Linked DNA regions of Homo sapiens: region 2 is linked to region 1. A link is a loop called in an ENCODE intact Hi-C map of the cell type or tissue named here. Cell type or tissue: A673. All regions are shown on one strand. Links, peaks and the distances in the headings refer to the core of each region. The heading gives the core; the rest is flanking DNA.

Region 1 (2,912 bases), core at 298-2,797:
ACAGTAAAACTTAAGCTAAGATTTCCACATTAATATCTTGCCCCCAAACACCATGCAGTGCTAAAAGTCACATTCCCATCATGCAAGCACATTAAAATATATGGCGATTAAAACTCCTGGTTTCTATTTTACGGCATTTGCTCTTTCCACGAGGCACACTTCCCTTTTGGGCTAAAGGTTAAAAAAAAAAAATTCAAATACAATGAAGAATCCATTATTTTCAATGTTTTCTATGTGGTTCTGGGGTCATGTGGGAAAGAACTGAGATGTGCTGAAGAGGCAAGGGAATTGCTTCCTGCCCCACGACACAGAGAAACGTGTGTCTGCTCAATGCCTCATTCAAGGAGACGAGTGGCTTTCTGTGAGGAGAGAAATTATCCCCCTTCCACAGTCCATTTCATACAGGCTGCAAACATTTAGTTTCAGGGACTTTTATTTTCAATTATGTATTACAAAACCCTGGGCAGGGCAGTCATCTCCCAGTTCTAGGATTCAATTTCTCCTGTGAGGTATACAAAAGAAATTGGAAGAGAAATAAATTGGAAAACCACAATTGGATATCATATTCTTGTTAGACTGAAGAAGAAATGCCCCCTAAAACTATGTGGATATGGCAGCTTTTCTGTACTTAACATTACTCATTAAATCATGTATGTGGCTATATCAAAATACTGTCTTTCGGCCAGGTGTGGTGGCTCACACCTGTAATCCCAGCACTCTGGGAGGCAGAGGCAGGCAGATCACCTGAGGTCAGGAGTTTGAAACCAGCCTGGGCAACATGGTAAACCCCGGTCTCTACTAAAAATATAAAAATTAGCCGGGCGTAGTCCCAGCTACTCGGGAGGCTGAGGCAGGAGAATCACTTCAACCAGGGAGGCAGAGGTTGCAGTGAGCTAAAATCGTGCCACTGCACTCCAGCCTGGGCAACAGAGCAAGACTCTGTCTAAAAAAAGAAAAAAAAAAGTATTTCTTACTAAGAGATAATGTACCTATGAATTTAAACATGTCTTAAATTTGAATAGCACTTCTTTTCAAAAGACTTAAAAATATTTTTTCTTTGAATCTGTTTCATCTCTGTGACATTGTTTGTGACTGGAGTGCTACCTGAGTAAATTATCATGATTACATGAAAAGCAATTAAGAGAAGAAGGTCAAAGGACCAACCTCTAATCACTAAGTTTGGTCTCTAACATTTGACAGCACATGCCTCAAAAAGCAAACAAAATAAACACTCTCCATTTCTTTAAATATATGTTTTTCATCCAAGGATCACACAGCACCTCCCAAGTAGTCTAATGTACAGAAAGAAAAGAAAGGAAACACAGCATGATTAGGTGAAACCCCAATCCATAGACAGCCCGCCAGCAGGTTGAGGCAGGACCACTAGGAGGAGACTGTGCTCAAGCACAGAGAGGGCCCTTTAGGTTTCAAATGGAGAATTTAGCCAAACAGCCACCAGGGCCAGCCGTATGCTAAGCCCAGTGCAATGAAACACACGCTCCCAGTCAAACTTCTTGGTTTCCTAGTGGGCTATGTGCCAACAGCAACTTCACAAGGTAACAGGTGAAGCGAGGTGGGGGGCGGAGAGGAGGAAATGGGCAGAGAGCCGCTGGGAGTCCTGAGACTCAAGTTCCTGCTTCATCACTGGGGGCTCCGGGCCAGGCACTTCACTGTAATAATCCACAATCATCTCAGAGCATGGGGCAGCGGGAGGGGGCTGAAAACACACCAATTTGCAAACTACAAAGTGCTGTGTAAATGTAAGGCATGGGTTTCACATTGAAATCTGACTCCAAACACAATCTCTTTCTTACGCTTCCTGGAGTCTTTGTAATCCTATACTTTAGGAGTCTTTCTAGGCCTTTGATCCTATTCTGAGATTTGAGCTGTTGTGGCAAAACTAAGAATTCTTTAAAGCAAAAGACGCCCTTGCAATGCAGGGCTCAGAGTGTCTATTTGCAATATATCAACCAGTGAAGGCATCACATCAGGCTCCGTTCTGGATCTACAGGCTAACAACAGAGGGAAAAGGTCCTCTTCACAACCCCAAAGAGGAGTCCTCTCCAAATCCTAATCTTTAGCAGGTGCCACAGATTTGGATCTACGTGTGCTGAGAGATTCTCCACTTCCTTCCTGAGCAGCCATGGTTTTCTCTCTCATTCCACAGCTCACAGACACTGCAGGACTGGGTATAGGAATTGGCCCTTGGACCCCAGGAAACTACCCCAAATGCATTTCAGAGATGACCCGGTCTCAAGAAATATACTGAAAGTAATCCAGTTTTCCCAATATTCTTTGGACCAGAAAAGTGGCTTGAGGCCAAGAGAGAGAAGCCCATGTCTTCCTACATTAAGTGTCACGGAAAGTGTCACCCACTCTCCCTCTCACTCCTGTCTATCCCCCCACCCACGTCTTAGTGGCCACAGCCTAGGCTGAGAACTCACAGAAGCAGCCCTACTTTCTAGCACAACCTGGTCAAAAGCAAAATAATTTACAGGGGGAAAAACACGAATGAGCAGGCAATGGGGCTCCAGAAAGCCAGGTGCAAAATTGTGAAGTTCAGTTTCCCTTTCACTTTGGGAAGCTCTGCAAAGTAAGCTTTAACTAGCAAAGCAAAAACTTCTAGGCTAATGTTCTTGACTTTGAAAAATAAATTTAAGCCTTGGCTAAGTAATCCCAGGGATCTTTTTTGCCTTAAGTTTCAATGGTACTAAAGGAGTTTACAGTTGAAAGGCTGGGGAAATATGTCTTCACGAAAAGCCAAAGGAAAGCATTCAAAGCTATTCACAAACCCTGCTCAAAAGTGTCTGGAGCTCTTCAATTTAAGAAAAACTGGAAGTCTACAGGCTGGTGTTGCAAACCAAAGAAAAATAGGTGGAAGGGCACTTTATGTCACACTGTTATTTCTGCTA
Region 2 (2,912 bases), core at 200-2,699, 190 kb after region 1:
ATGAGCCACTGCGTCTAGCCTCCTTCCCCGTTTAAGGAAATGTGTAAATACTAAACCTCCTAAATATCTCTTCAGAAAAACAGCTGCAAGGCTGAGTATGGTGGCTTATGCCTGTAATCCCAGCACTTTGGGAGGCTGAGGCCAGTGGATCACCTGAGTCCAGGAGTTTAAGACCAGCCTGGGCATACGGCAAGACCCTGTCTCTACAGAAAATACACAAGAAAACTAGTAAGGCTTGGTCACATGGGCCTGTAGTCCCAGCTACTCAGGAGGCTGAGGCAGGAGGATCACTTGAGCCCAGGAGCTGAAGGCTGCAGTGAGCTGAGATACCACCACTGCACTCCAGCCTCGGCAAAAGAGCCAGACGCTATAAAAGAGAGAGAGAGATAGAGAAAACAGCCACAGGTGTGTCTGTGGCTCGAGTTTTTCCCAGAAACGCCCTAAAGCTGGCCTAATAAGCCTCAATTCATTGAGCCCTTTCCCTCAGTCACTCATTTCGGTTATCATAATATTTTCTCAAAGCCACTGCATCTTTTTGTTGAGCATTATGTCATGTGCTTCTAGGGCTACAAAAGGGAAATAAGTGAAATAAGAAGAAAAAGAAGAAATTTCCTTTTCCTCCTATTCAATTAGTGGAAAGAAGATGTTAAAAGATTTAACATCATGCTTTGCCTACAAAACTCAGGAAAGTGCCATTTTATTAGGTGCAATACAAGTGTATGAAAACTCTCCCTATCATCAAACTTCCAAAATGCTCCACTTCCCTGGGAAAGCTTTTCCTCCCCAAGTCGCCTCACTTCCCACCATTTCTCCATGTTGATCAGAGAAGTCTCAGTGGCCTCAACCTATCAACCAGCCTTCTTTCCTCCGCCAATCTGACCCAATTATGCACTCACTCTGTCTCTAAAATTACTCACATTGACCCAGGTGTGCTGTGACTGCTGTAGGTGTTGTTGAGAAATTATTTTAGGCAGATAGAGAGGAAAAGAGGTCCTTGGAAAGTTTTCGTCCCTTTTAAAGCAGCTCCAGAAACGTTTCTTGTCTAACAGGAAAGCCCGGCTCTTAGAACTGGGCTGGCAACCTTTGATATGCAAATGCAGGCCATTAGAAACTGGGTCCACCCAACATGGAGATTCCCACATGTCCTCTTGCCCTTGCCCCGTGGTGTGCCTGGCAGCATGGCCGACCTCACATATCCCCACGTGTGTAGAACATCAAGGCGCCCTGCATTTGCATATTAAAAGACTAAGGTGGGAGGGCCAGTTTTTGTGCAGGCTACGTGAATGACATGCCTAGTCAAACCAATCCCCTGAGCCCTATGCAAATCAGACACCTCCTCCTCTAGCCTCCTCATAAAACTGGCTGGTATCCACCACACTCCGAGTCTCCTCTCTCAGTTTTGGAGCACCTCTCCCTCTGTCTGTGTACAGGGGAACTGCTTCTTTCTTTCTTCTCCCTTTTCTCTTGCCTATTAAATCATCTGCTCCTTAAAACCACTCCACGTGTGTCCGTGTCGTTTTATCTAATTCACATGAGTCAAGATCCCTGGTGTTCCTCCACTCGTCGGAGCCATATCATGACTACTTCACTGTCCTTTCATGTCCTGGTTTTGTGCTTTTCTTCCATCTGTATATCCAGTAAATCATTATCACCAAAGATACTTACATCCTGTTTTTCAACTGAAAAATCTCATTCACACACATTATCTTATAGAAACCCCAGTGACTTTGGGGCATGTAAAGATATGAGGCTCCCCGTTTCACAAATGGAGAAACTAAGACATGAAGAAAACAACCCCATGTTCACAGGTTTAGCAACTGGCAGCATAAAGATCTTCCCTCCTGTGGTCCAGGATTCTTCCCGGTATAGGAGTGCTCAATATGCCGGAGCACGAATACCAACTACCATCACAGATGGCGCCAGGGGAGAGCTCTGAGCCTGCATTTTCCTACTGACTTTCATGGTCATCCCTCTCTTCTCCCCCAACCTGAAACTTTGCCCTTTTTTTCTCAACAGAACAGAAGTTATTATTCAACTTTTTTCTCCACCATTACAGGCTCCTGGATCATGCTCTCTCTAACTTTTAGCATACTTATTCTCTACACTGTTTACCATGACAATCACATGTCACTTTGGGTCTTTTGTTGTTGTTGTTCTTTTTGGAGATAGGGTTTCACTCTGTCACCCAGGTTGGTGTGCAGTGGCACAATCTCCTCTTCCTGGGTTCAAGGGATCCTCCATCCTCAGCCTCCCATGTAGCTGGGACCACAAGTGCACGCCATCACACCCAGCTAATTTTAATACATTTTGTAGAGACAGGGTTTCAACATGTTGCCCAGGCTGGTCTCAAACTCCTGACCACAGGTGATCCACCCGCCTTGGCCTCCCAAAGTGCTGGGATTACAGGCATGAGCCACCGTATCCAGTCGGTTCTTTTGTTTAATGTTTCATGTGTGTGTTTTGTTGTCACTGTAAATTAGTAAGATATTTGTAGTAACTATTATTTTCTAATACTTATTTTATATTCTTCACAATGCCTAATACAGAGAAAATTTACACAAATATTTGCTGAATAGGGATGAATGTCTCAGGGGACTGAACAGAAATTCTAGGCTTAAGACATTATCTTTCTTACAGTCAGAAAACTCAGAAATTTTGTGTGTGTGATGATATTGACAAGCTTAAAATCACATGGCGATCAGAGCCCTACTAGTCTCCAGGACCACGAAGCACCAATATAAGATCGCAAAAAAATACAAGCCAATTAAGAATAATCCACTTTCCAAAAGAGAGCTGCTGCCACCTGCTATGACACCTCCCAAACCATGCCTCAACCACTTTTTGTTCTTTCATTAACTTCTGCTTTCTTTTGTTTTACGTGACTGCTCATCATTTTTTGGTTGAAAACGTGT

The links. Hi-C counts contacts between places; a loop is a spot of excess contacts. Peaks named below come from ENCODE experiments on the same cell type or tissue, not always from the same donor. Only the 100,000 strongest peaks of a DNase experiment are listed, where the experiment ranks them.
Region 2: a loop joins it to region 1, with 4 times the contacts of the local background. A loop is called at or near these places in 11 of 110 quality-filtered maps.

The regions. Positions count from the first base shown.
Region 1 is chr6:154,154,835-154,157,746 of GRCh38, forward strand. It overlaps IPCEF1 (interaction protein for cytohesin exchange factors 1), which reads right to left. Exons shown (of 12, transcript NM_001130700.2): 12 at 1-2,912. It also overlaps a transcript of OPRM1 not described here. Among named protein-coding and RNA genes, the nearest start is that of OPRM1, 120 kb to the left of the region's middle. In A673, for the core only: a CTCF peak has its summit at 1,386; a DNase peak (open chromatin) is centred at 1,407.
Region 2 is chr6:154,342,742-154,345,653 of GRCh38, forward strand. The region is part of intron 1 of IPCEF1 (interaction protein for cytohesin exchange factors 1); the gene reads right to left. Among named protein-coding and RNA genes, the nearest start is that of IPCEF1, 13 kb to the right of the region's middle. RefSeq lists an enhancer at 1-491. In A673, for the core only: a CTCF peak has its summit at 1,419; a DNase peak (open chromatin) is centred at 1,330.